Regions from separate parts of the Homo sapiens genome. Here region 1 is linked to region 2. Evidence: chromatin contacts called from ENCODE Hi-C or POLR2A ChIA-PET data. All regions are on one chromosome and are shown on one strand. Each heading gives the region's core, a stretch centred on a gene start or an enhancer-like site at or near the end of the contact. The rest is flanking DNA. Distances are from core to core; before and after follow the strand shown.

Region 1 (6,408 bases), core at 2,761-5,260, 150 kb before region 2:
CTGAAGTAACAGATGCCTTTCAAAAATAAGCCCGCTAAAATATCACCAAGCATAACCAGCAAAACAATCATTTCAGTGAAAATACAACTTTATATTAATCATCTCAATAATACAGATTACAGAACTGAGTTTACAGATTACAGAACTTTTCATACTTTGTGGGTCAGAAAGGATAACCGTAAATTACTGTCTCCGCTTTATGGGTGGTAAAACTGAGCCACAGAGAAATTTCTCTAAGAAAATTTAAAAGGAATTGATGTTCATTAAATAAATATCCTCACTGATTTTTTTAAGGTAGAAAAGTACAATGCACAGTGTTAAAAAAATTACTGTAACAGCCTCATGTTCGAGAAGTCTAAAATTTTAAGGCTACTACATGTGTTAATTTTCAGTACATGTCCAACAGAAAACATCCTTTATTCCAGTTACATCCTGAAGATACCGAAGTCAGTCTTCTCTATTGGTGCGTTGAGGGCTGCACTAAAACTGAGACCCAAGACCAGTCTGGTGTCTGCTGGATCAATGATCCCATCATCCCATACCCTGACAAAAGAACAAAAAAAGAGTTATGAATTTACCACCAAACTACCATTTATACACTCTCCATGTGCAGAAATGCCAAGGAAGTTTTCCTTCAGGTAATATATGGATCTACTGATTAGCATCCATGTACCATAATCTCACAACAGAAACTACGTTCAAGACAGAGGGGGAAAACGTGGAAAAAAATGATATGACCTTCATCCCAGGCCACCACAGAATGTCATGTCAGGCTTAAGGCTTAAGGAACTACTTTTATAAGAGATCTCAAAGTAACCCCTAATTTGACAATACGTTTACTTATTTCAGGAAAAATTTTCCTATTCCTTTTCTTCCCACACAAATATATAAGCCAAGTTGGTGTATTCTGTCATTAATATGCAGAACCACATATACCCAGGTAATAACCTCAAACTTTACTGGAAAATGTATATTCCCCAACCCCCATCCAAACTCTTAAGAAACTATGAAAATTATTGAATAGGCTTCAGTACATTTTATCTTATTTATTATTATTATTATTTTTGAGATGGAGTCTCGCTCTGTCACCCAGGCTGGAGTGCAGTGCAGTGGCACGATCTCAGTTCACTGCAATCTCCGCCCTCTGGGTTCAAGCAATTCTCCTGCCTCAGCCTCCCTAGCAGCTGGTATTACAGGAGTGCGCTACCACACTTGGCTAATTTTTGTATTTGTAGAAGAGACGGGGTTTCGCCATGTTGGCCAGGCCAGTTTTGAACTCCTGACCTCAGGTGATCCGCCCACCTCAGCCTCCCAAAGTGCTGCGATTACAGGCGTGAGCCACCACACCCGGCCAGCTTCAGTACATTTTATTAATAAAATAGATACCTTCAAATGTAGGTCTTTATTTTTTGCTACAATAGGAAAAACAATAACTTTAAACTGCTTGCAGAAGAAACTTTTAAGTAGAAATTTTAGTTTCCTTCTCATTGACAACCTCAAATGTATAACGAAAAATGACTGAGAAATATTACTTTTTAAAGGTTATTAGTAGGTGGCAGTTTGCTTTTTTTATATAAACTCCCTTCGGTATCTGAACCTGGCATCAACTATTAAACCATTCTTACATTGACAGACATGAATCAAACCTTTGCTCATAAAACATTCATAATAGGGACCCTAAAGTATCAACACCCAATAAAAAGAAAGCCACTCTTGTCATCTGCAACCAGGTGAATTGATTACACTCCCTCTGAAGCCTGCAGCACAGCAAGCATGGTGATGAAGGGGCTGCTTAATAATGTTCATTAAAAAGACTGCCCCAGGTAAGAGGCACTAATGAAATGCCGGATAAAAGTTTGATTATAAAAACAACTGAGCAGAAGCAAATTGGCACGCTACATATGTAACCTATTAGGATTAAGGAAAACATTGTAGGTTTCAGTAACTGATAATAACAAGCTCTGTCTCTGAAAAGACAGATCTAGCCATGTTCAAACCTAAGCAGGCCAGGGAATTTTACTGTGAAGCTGAGATTTACTAAACCCAAGGAAGGTACCATAAACTGGCTTGGAAATCCTTTCAGCTTTGAAAGAAAGCTGCTGTCTCCATGCCACCAGCTGTTTCAACAGAAGGGTTAAACATCTACAGATCTGGCCAGGTGCAGTGGCTCATGCCTGTAATCCCAGTACTTTGGGAAGCCGAGGCGGGTGGATCACCTGAGGTTGGGAGTTCGAGACAAGCCTGACCAACATGGAGAAACCCCATCTCTATTAAAAATACAAAATTAGCCAGGCGTGGTGGCACACGCCTGTAATCCCAGCTACTCGGGAGGCTGAGGCAGGAGAATCCCTTGAACCCAGGAGGCGGAAGTTGCAGTGAGCCGAGATCATGCCATTGCACTCCAGCCTGGGCAACAAGAAACTCTGTCTCAAAAAAAAAAAAAAAAAATCTACAGATCCACAGAAAACTTTACTGTCTGTTAACATTTATTTCCAAAGATAAGTCTCTCTGGGCCATTTACTCTTCTGCCTTGAATGTAATCCATTAAAAAATAATAATAATGTTAGTATGAAAATAATAAAAGATGCAATCTTTCTCAAGAGATGATTTATCTTAGCCAGGGCTGAAAAACAAGCTAACAGCTCACACAAAATACACAATTTTTCAAACTTTAATATTTCAGCTGTCCCTGTGTATTTCAGTCAAAATCTTATGTGGAAAAAAAAAACTATAGAAAAGCTTAACAATATATATTTTATATTTCATCTCAAACCTCTTATACGGCTTTCTATTGCTTCTTTCCATTTACTGGCTACTATATGTCTGTTTACACGATGATAAAATCAGGAACATGTTTAGCTCTCAAAGACTATAAAATATTTTGTTCTTAATTAAATGAATCAAACCACCACAATAAAATATACCTGTAAATTTGTTTGTAAAAATATATATTCAGCAAAAAACCTTTAAAAATTCCCAAATATTGGCCAGCCACGATTACAGGTGGCTCACGCCTGTAATCCAAGCACTTTGGGAGGCCGAGGCAGGATCACTTGAGCTCAGGCATTCAAGACCAGCCTGGCCAACATGGTGAAACCCCATCTCTACAAAAAATACAAAAAAATTAGCCAGGTGTGGTGGCACATGTCTGTAGTCCCAGCTTTGGAGGCCGACGCAAGAGGATTGCTTGAGTCCGGGAGGCAGAGATTGCAGTGAGCTGAGATCACGTCACTGCACTCCAAACTGGGCAACAGAGTGAGACTCTGTCTTTAAAGAAAACAAAAACAAAAACACATACACACACCCAAATGGTATTATTTATCTCCTCAAACTAATTATGTTCTTGAAAATCAGTATGTTTTGTCTTTGTATCCACCAAGGAACCATTCAAATGATTGTAATGGACTCTAACTTTTGCTTTTTTTTTTTTTTTTTGAGATAGGGCCTTGTTCTGTCACCCAGGTTGGAGCACAGTGGCATGATCTCGGCTCACTGCAGCCTTGACCTCCCAGGTTCAACTGATCTGCTTGCCTCAGCCTTCTGAGTAGCTGGGACTACAGGTGCACACCATCACGCCTGGCTAATTTTTGTATATTTTTTGTAGAGACTGGGTCTCACCATGTTGCCCCGCTAGTTTCGAACTCCTGGGCTCAAGCAATCTGCCCGCCCTGGCCTCTCAAAATGCTGGGATTATAAGTGTGAGCCACTGTGCCTGGCCTGATTTTCTTTTCTCTCCCCTCTCCTCTCCAGTTTGCCTTCGCCAGCATAAATTACAACATAAGCTAATTTTACAAGATGCAGAAAGAGTTACTTTCTTTTTTCCATCTGCCCAAGGGATGAAAGGAAGACATGAAGCTTAGATTAGTCTTCGGAATGCAGAACACTAAAGTTGTTGAAGAAAGATGTGAAAGCAGGCACCAGCAGGTCTTCAGCTGGGACAGGCATGATAATTTATTACCTCATTAAGTGGTGTAAGAAAAAAACCGAGCCAACAGCGGCAATGGTCTGTGAGGTAATTATTTGGCGCCGACACACAGACCCTGGCAGTGACTAATCACCTTTCAAACGTACAAGCATACTTGTCAACAAATGCCAGTAAGTGTTCAACCAATCTCATGTTTAAAATGGGGTAAAAACAAAATGATCAAGGAGAGGGGTTTTTAAGCAAAAATTAGAACTTCTGAAGTAACACAGCCAAGCTTATAACTTATTCTCGGCTCCTAACATGGCCCACCTTGGGCTGCAGGACCCCTCCAGGCCCCAGACACCTCAACTAGGGGGAAGACAAGGGAAGCGAGAATCAGACCACTGGTGGTGAGTCCACAGTGCAGGGATGCTGGGAGGAGGGGTGGCATTTCAGCAGTAGCCATTCAGATTGTAAAGAAACAACAGTACAAAATTAAGTGTGTCCAAATGTTATTTTCCAGTTCCTATGAATGCTGGACCATCTCAACTACACAGAGCTCTGTAAAGCTGTTCCTCTGACTGCCATCTGCACCCATCAGAGAGTTAGTGATGTTCTGGCCCCCACCTTGCGCTGGAATAGTAAGGGTTTCCTTCCTCTTCAAACTTCTTAATGATGGGCTCTTTTAAAGCCGCTTCATCAGCACTGGAGAACTAAAGGAAAAGAGGCCATGAGTAAGTCAGCTTCAGTGAACAACTGGCCCTGTTTAGATCATCTCAATTCAAAAGAAACAACAGATGTCATGAATAATAATGTTACATCTAACATGTGCATAGTGATGTATAAATTACAAGTGATCATTAACATACACGCTAAGACATGAGTATCAAGTTAGTGCCCCATCCCATCTCTCCTAACAGAGACAATATCCTGAGGCTATTTCACGTAAGGTGAAAGCCCAGGGTACTGTGTATCACAGCAAGGTACAATAATAGATGTGAATTATACAACCCAACAAAAGGGCTGCATTACACTTAGCAACCTCCAGTTAAGAATGTGGAAAAGTATGAGATTCTCATTTAAAATAGCCAAAATTTAAAACTTAAGCTTAAATGTTTAAGCTTAAAGGGGTAAAATACCAACCAAATCTTGAATAACCTTTTCAGTCAAGTTCCCAGAGAACTGAGAGATATTTTCCCCTAATTAAGAATTTCACAGCCTTCCCATCAGTATTACAAGGATCAAGTGATAATTAATTCAGATGTAAAAATCTTCAGAACTTAATTTGAAACCCTGAAAAATACTTTCAACTCAAAAAGCAACTCGACAGCAGAAACAAAGACTTATTTCAAATAAACTCTACCTTCTTTTACGTAAATATGCTAATACCTTAATATCATTTTCTAGGTCACGAATTCTGAGGGAGAACCATTAACACACTGTGCTTTCCTTTCCTGTATAAAAATGAATGAATTCAAGTATCTGTATATTGAAGTAATCAAAGAACAACTACTTAATAAGAGATCACCATGCTAGGCTTCATAGAGTTTCAGACATGTCTTTGAAGTATCAGGTAGAATTTCATATCTCACCTCCCCCACCCACACACCCACACCCCAACCACTCGCACAAAAGCAAAGCTATCTGTTTCCTTTGATACTAGTAGGTACTAAAGTGAATCTGAAACCTCAATGTAAGTCTCCAGAGTTCCGAGTGCTTGGAAAAGACAACTAGGGATGTGAGGCATGGATGGATGCATTCAGGGAGGCAGTACCTCACTCCACAATCTAGGTGGAAGACCTGATGATTCCTGCACAGAGCAGACAGGGCTCCCTCCATTCCATCCCTTCCCATAATGAGACAACAGTGTACCTAAGCAACTTCAGGAACACACAACCATCATCTTCATACTTGGTGCTTACACAGGAGTTAAAAGTTGTAACTAATAAAAATTAATGCAAAATTTCAAACAATCTCCAACAGAGACACAAACAAAAGAATTCATTTTAAAAGCAGCCGCTTGCTGATCTGCCTTTCATCAAGTTTCCACTGCCCTTTCCATTTTTCTTCATTTATACACAGGATAATGTTATTCAATTCTCAATAGATGACGGAGCCCTCCCACTCAGGGTATCCTTAACAACAATCTAAAAGTAAAATAGAAAGAACAAAATTCTGCTGCTTTTGGTCATAAAATCAAAGTAGTACATCAGACTTATTTAAATCTCACTAAGTACAAATGACTAAGAATCAAACATCTTTATGCCTCAGATACTTACTGTCAGTTTCTAAAGTGTTTTCTTGGCTGGGCATGGTGGCACACACCTGTAATCCCAGCACTTTGGGAGGTGGGCAGATCACTTGAGGTCAGGAGTTTGAGAGCAGCCTGGCCAACATAGTGAAACCCTGTCTCTACTAAAAATACAAAAATTAGGCCGGGCGCGGTGGCTCAAGCCTATAATCCCAGCACTTTGGGAGGCCAAGGCGAGTGGATCACAAGGGCA
Region 2 (6,420 bases), core at 2,138-4,637:
GAGGCAAGATCGCGACACTGCATTCCAGCCTGGGCGACAGAGCAAGACTCCGTCATAAATAAATAAATAAATGTATGTATGTATGTATGTAAGTATGTGGGTGAAGGGAAGCTTATATTAAGGCTCATGTACTTGCTTACCAAAAATGTGAGGAGGAATCAGAGTACTTACATCTCTATCAGCACAGGATTCATTTTCATTCTTCTCTACATTGGCCCCAATTTCTTCCTGTGATATGAGAATTTCTTTTCTTTCAGCAGCTTTACCTGCATTTGGCTTTGGCTTTTGCAATCGGCCCCTCACTTGTACAGGTCTTAAAGCCTTTAGTTGACTCCCTTCCTGCAGACAATTTTTTTCACCCAAACTAGAACCACAAAGAAATAAAATTAATGTTTATTTTGAAGTCACCAATTTCCTTCTCCCTGGCATGAATAAGTAAACCATTTGGAATATGAAATAATTCACAAGTTTCCTGAAAAGACATAATCCGCCCGGGCGCAGTGGCTCGCACCTGTAATCCCAGCACTTTGGGAGGCCGAGGCGGGCGAATCATTTGAGGTCAGAAGTTCGAGACCAGCCTGGCCGACATGGTTAAACCTGTCTCTACTAAAAATACAAAAATTAGCCAGGTGTGGTGGTGGGCGCCTGCAATATCAGCTACTTGGGAGGCTGAGGCAGAAGAATCGCTTGAAACCGGGAGGCAGAGGTTGCAGTGAGCAGAGACTGCACCACTACGTGACAGAGCGAGATTCCATCTCAAAAAAAAAAAAAAAGAGAGAGAAAAAAAAAGACATAATCCTGGAAGCCCTCTTGAAAAAGCACTTTTAAATAGAATTTTATTACAAAATTGGAAAAATCTACATCTGCCAAGCATAGAATACTACTCCTGACTAAGGATACTATAGAATAATGTAGAACTCCAGGGGATTAGTCCCAAATCATAGTATAAATGGTAACCCCTGGAAGAGCCCAGAATCCACCAGTCAGATTCACATTCTATTTTAGATTTCTATTTCAAGTTAAATATTCCCTTTTAAAATCTCTTAGTATAAATAAAATTATCCAGGGGCATATACTGTAAACATTCAAATGTAATGGCTAACTCAATAGACTCATAAAATTTATATAAGCAATATCAAGCAGAGAGAGTATTATGAATGTTTCAAAACCACCTATGGTTGAAAACGAACTTAAAGTATGCTGCTTGAAAATTAAATTCAGACCTTATTAAGTAGAAAACAAATTATTACCATCATTCCTAAGAGTTACTTTTTTTTTTTTTTTTTTTTACTACTTCCTGAATACTCACACAGATACAGTTTCAGCTTCTGGATTCTCTCTCTCTGTAGTCTCCATTCTCAAAATGTCCAATGTATTCATTTTATCTTTTTCCACGTGGTTCTGTGAATTTAATTTGCTACAATTTATCTACTTACAATAAACAGTTCAAACTTTGTAATAAACAAATGGAAATTAAAACAACAGAACTGGCCGGGCACGGTGGCTCAAGCCTGTAATCCTAGCACTTTGGGAGGCCAAGGCAGGCGGATTGCCTGAGCTCAGGAGTTCAAGACCAGCCTGGGGAACATGGTGAAACTGTCTCTACTAAAATACAAAAAATTAGCCAGGCATGGCAGCGTGTGCCTGTAGTCCCAGTTACTTGGGAGGCTAAGGCAGGAGAATTCTTTGAACGCAAAAGGTAGAGGTTGCAGTGAGCCGAGGTCACACCACTATACTCCAGCCTGGGTGACAGAGTGAGACTCCATCTCAATAAATGAATAAATAAGAACTTCATTTTTTGTACTTCTAACTAGAGGAGATTTTCTAAAAATCCTAAATGCAGATGAGAATTTTTTTTTTTTTTTTGAGACAGGGTCATGCTCTGTCGCCCAGGCTAGAGTACAGTGACATGATCATAGCTCACTGCAGCCTTGACCCCCAAGGCTCAGGTGATCCTCCCACCTCAGCCTCCTGAGTAGCTGGGACTACAGGTGCACACTATGCCCAGCTAATTTTTTCATTTTTTGTAGAGACCAGATCTTGCCATGTTGCCCAGGCTTGTTTCAAATTCCTGGGCTCAGGTGATTAGCCCGCCTCAGCCTCCCAAAGGGCTGGGCTTACAGGTGTGAGCCACCACACCTGATGTACATTTTTTTTTTTTAAGAAAAATGGAATCACACTAAATATTTCAGAAAAATATTTCTGAAATGTTAATTACCAAAGGATACAAAACTGTATTGAAACCATGATTCAGTTGTGTAAAAGAAAATCTGTAAGGAGATATGTGAAAAGATTGGTTGCAAGGGAATAATGAAATTACAAGTATTAGAAGGAATGGCTGGGCATGGTGGCTCACGCCTGTAATCCCAGCACTTTCGGAGGCTGAGGCAGGTGGACCACCTGAGGTCAGAAGTTCGAGAGCAGCCTGGCTAACATGGTGAAACCCCGTTTCTATTAAATATACAAAAAATTAGCCGGGCATGGTGGCGCATGCCTGTAATCCCAGCCACTCAGGAGGCTGAGGGCAGGGGAATCGCCTGAACCCAGGAGGCGGAGGTTGCTGTGAGCCGAAATCACACCATGCACTCCAGCTGGGGCAACAAGAGTGAAACTAAACCTCAAAAAAAAAAAAAAAAAAAAAAAAAAGAAACAAGATTACAACACTTCAAAGAAAAAAAGGTAAAGAAAAAAATTACAAGTAATTTTTGTTTTAACTTTTACATGAATCTGTATTTTCCAAATTTTCTACAATTCAATAAACATAAGATTAGAATAATGTAACTGTACTATAAAGATTATGATAAAAGATATTTCACAAAACAGGAAAAGAAGCAAACCAACATCTTAAAAAGTGTTTTAGTTTAAAAAAAATGGTAACAATAGAATTCTGGAAAAGTTATAAGGAAACAGAAAGATTCATTTAGCAATGTAAATAGATTATTTATGACTGTCAGTTTCACAATGCATAACAATTCAGGAGACTCAGACATACCAGAAAATTTTTTAAAGTAATAAAAATAACAAATAACAAAAGACAATGCATAACAAGAATCACAAAAATATTTAAAACATTATTTGACCCAACGATCCCACCCGTCTCTAGAAATTTATACTTTGTTTCCTTGAGAAAGCCTTACTTACAAAATTGTTTGCTTCTAATGTACAAGAGTTAAAAAAACAAACAAAAATAGAAACAATCTGAACATCCATTAGTAGAGAACTGATTAGGTAAATCAATAACATGTTAACATGACACAGCTATTAAAAAGATCAATTGGACCCAAAAAAATGTAAATTAATAGTTTCAGAGGAAAAGGGTTTTTTTTTAATTTTTTATTTTTTTGAGACAGAGTTTCGCTCTGTTGCCCAGGCTGGAGTGCAGTGGTGCAATCTTGGCTCAATGCAACCTCTTCCCTTCCGGGTACAAGTGGTTCTTTTGCCTCAAACTCCCGAGTAGTTGGGATTACAAGCATGTGTCACAATGCCCAGCTAATTTTTTTGTATTTTTAGTAGAGATGGGATTTCGCCATGTTGGCCAGGCTGGTTTCAAACTCCTGGCCTAAAGTAAGCCACCAGCCTTGGCCTCACAAAGTGCTGGGATTACAGGTGTGTGCCACCGTGGTCAGCTGAAAAAGGTTTTGGCAGGGCACGGTGGCTCAATATGGTGAAACCTAGTCTCTACTAAAAATACAAAAATTGGCTGGGCATAGAGGCGCGCGCCTGTAATCTCAGCTACTTGGAAGGCTGAGGCAGGAGAATCTCTTGAACCCAGGAGGCAGAGGTTGCGGTGAGCCGAGATCACGCCATCGCACCACAGCCTGGGCGACAGGGCGAGACTCCGTCTCAAAAACAAAACAAAGAAAAGAAAAAGGTTTTAAACATTATACACATTATGGTTAAAAATTATAGAAATGTGTGCATACATAGATAAAGTTATTGGCCAGGCATGGTGCCCTCATGCCTGTAATCCCAGCATTCTGAGAGGCCAACGCACACGGATCACTTGAGGTCAGGAATTCAAGACAAGCTTGGCCAACATGACAAAACCTCGTCTCAACTGAAAATACAAAAATTAGCTGGGCGTGGTGGTGCATGCCTGCAATCCCAGCTACTTAGGAGGCTGAGGCACAAGAATAGCTTGAACCTGGGAGACAGAGGCTGCAGTGAGCCAGGATCATGCCATTGCACTCCAGCCTGGGCGACTGGGCGAGATCCTATGTCAAAAAAAAAAAAAAAAGACGGCAGGCGTGGTGGCTCACGCCTGTAATCCCAGCACTTTGGGAGGCTGAGGCAGGTGGATCACATGAGGTCAGGAGTTCGAGACCAGCCTGGCCAACAAGGTGAAACCCTGTCTCTACTAAAAATACAAAAATTAGCCAGGCATGGTGGCAGATGCCTGTAATCCCAGCTACTTGGGAGACTGAGGCAGAAGAATTGCTTGAACCTGGGAGGCAGAGGCTGCAGTGAGCCAAGATCGTGCCACTGCACTCCAGCCTGGGCAACAGAGCAAGACTCCATCTCAAAAAAAAAAAGAAATAAAGAAAGAAAAAGAATAAAGAAATTTATTGACCAGGTGAGCTGGCTCATGCCTATAACCCCAGCACACTGGGAAGCTGAGGCAGGAGAATCACTTGAGGCCAGGAGTTAGAAACCAGCCTGGTGAACACAGTGAAACTCCATTCCAAATTTTTGCTAACTTAAAACAGAAAATCAGGCCGGGTGCGGTGGCTCACGCCTGTAATCCCAGCACTTTGGGAGGCCAAAGCAGGCAGATCACGAGGTCAGGAGACAGAGACCATCCTGGCTAACGCGGTGAAACCCCATCTCTACTAAAAATACAAAAAATTAGCCGGGCATGGTGGTGGGCACCTGCAGTCCCAGCTACTCAGGAGGCTGAGGCAGGAGAATGGCGTGAACCTGGGAGGCAGAGCTTGTAGTGAGCCAAGATCACGCCACTGCACTCCAGCCTGGGAGACAGTGAGACTCCGTCTCAAAAAAAAAAAAAAATTATCTGGGTTTGGTGGCACACACCTGTAGTCCCAGCTACTGGGGAGGGTGATGTGGGAGAATCACTTGAGCTCAGGATTTCGAGGCTGCAGAGAGCCATAATACTGCCATTGCACTCCTGGACTCTGTTGCCTGGGCAATAGAGCAAGACCCTGTCTCAGAAAAAACAAACAGAAAGTTTGTAAAAGACAAACAGAAATGAGACTGCCTGTGTGTAGATGAGAATGTTGTGGGCAGAATTTAATATATAGCTGGTTTATGAAATATTTTAAATAAAAATTTTATAGAAGTAAACAGAAGACAGATTTATCACCACTGAGGATATCTGAAATGATTACATCCCAGGTTAAAGAAAATGTGTAAACAGGAGACTAATAAGATACGAACAAATCTAATGTTAATGTAAGTTCTTGTATCTGTTTTAATATCAGTAACAGTACTTTGTAATTTCAAGTCAACAACTTTTATTCCCAACTATCTAAAGAAAATTTTTATAATTTTAATTTCCATGAAATCTCTTACCCCATACCTTTTCAACTGAAGTTTTTGAATGTGAATTCTTGCTCTCTGACTCTGTTTTGCCTTGTGAAAGAACTGATTTCTTCCCAGCCCTTGACAAATTGGGTTTAGGTCTTTGGAAGCGACCTCTCAACATTGGTTTAACATTTTCTGTTTGATCAATTTCCCTGAAAAATTAACATTATTTAAATAGCATCAAACATGCAGTCATGTCCAAATGAACTTCTAAAATAACCTACTGAGAATTAGGAAGAACTCCTTTAAGAGCTTACTTAGAACAAGAGTAGCAAAGAAAACTTAAAGAGACTAACTTGTTCTATCTGATATTAAAAATACACCATTCATCATCAGTAATTAAAACAGTGTGGTACTAACATATGAATAAACAGATAAATGAAACAAATTTAAAATCCAGAAAATAACTTCAAAATAGACATGATTTTGGTATATATTGAAGGTAGCAACTCATAATAGGGAGGATAAGATGAAATGCAATACAATACAGTGAGGATAAAACGTAAGAAATATTAAGTAAGATTAAATGATGATGGGAAGGCCGGGCGCAGTGGCTCACGCCTATAATCCCAGCACTTTGGGAGGCTGAGGCAGGTGGATCACCTGAGGTCAGGAGTTCGAGACCAGCCTGGCAAACATGGTGAAACCCCGTTTCTACTAAAAATACAATAATTAGCCATGCATGGCGGCACGTGCCTGTAGTCCCAGCTACTTGGGAGGCTGAGGCAGGTGAATCCCTTGAACCCGGGAGGCGGGGGTTGCAGTGAGCCAAGATGGTGCCACTGCACTCCAGCCTGGGTGACAAGAGCAAGACTCCGTCTCTGGATGTGGTGGCGAGCACCTATAGTCCCAGCTACCTGGGAGACTAAGGTGGGAGGA

The links. Hi-C counts contacts between places; a loop is a spot of excess contacts on that map. ChIA-PET counts read pairs that join two places held with the same protein, here RNA polymerase II (POLR2A).
Region 1: a map of left ventricle myocardium inferior shows a loop between it and region 2 (2.9-fold over the local background). The contact joins two enhancer-like sites. A Hi-C loop is called at or near these places in 1 of 168 maps with a recorded cell type or tissue (left ventricle myocardium inferior). POLR2A ChIA-PET finds 5 or more read pairs at or near these places in 2 of 52 experiments (activated CD4-positive, alpha-beta memory T cell and activated naive CD4-positive, alpha-beta T cell).

What each region holds. Positions count from the first base shown.
Region 1 is chr5:71,650,878-71,657,285 of GRCh38, reverse strand. It overlaps MCCC2 (methylcrotonyl-CoA carboxylase subunit 2), which reads right to left. Exons shown (of 17, transcript NM_022132.5): 16 at 4,532-4,617; 17 at 1-543. The coding sequence ends at 426. Among named protein-coding and RNA genes, the nearest start is that of CARTPT, 65 kb to the left of the region's middle. Within about 2 kb of position 4,010, at least 4 of the 41 ENCODE cell types and tissues checked have a DNase peak (open chromatin) inside an H3K27ac peak, as active enhancers do.
Region 2 is chr5:71,496,543-71,502,962 of GRCh38, reverse strand. It overlaps BDP1 (BDP1 general transcription factor IIIB subunit), which reads right to left. Exons shown (of 39, transcript NM_018429.3): 13 at 5,537-5,693; 14 at 1,310-1,401; 15 at 172-364. Among named protein-coding and RNA genes, the nearest start is that of BDP1, 44 kb to the right of the region's middle. Within about 2 kb of position 3,387, at least 2 of the 41 ENCODE cell types and tissues checked have a DNase peak (open chromatin) inside an H3K27ac peak, as active enhancers do.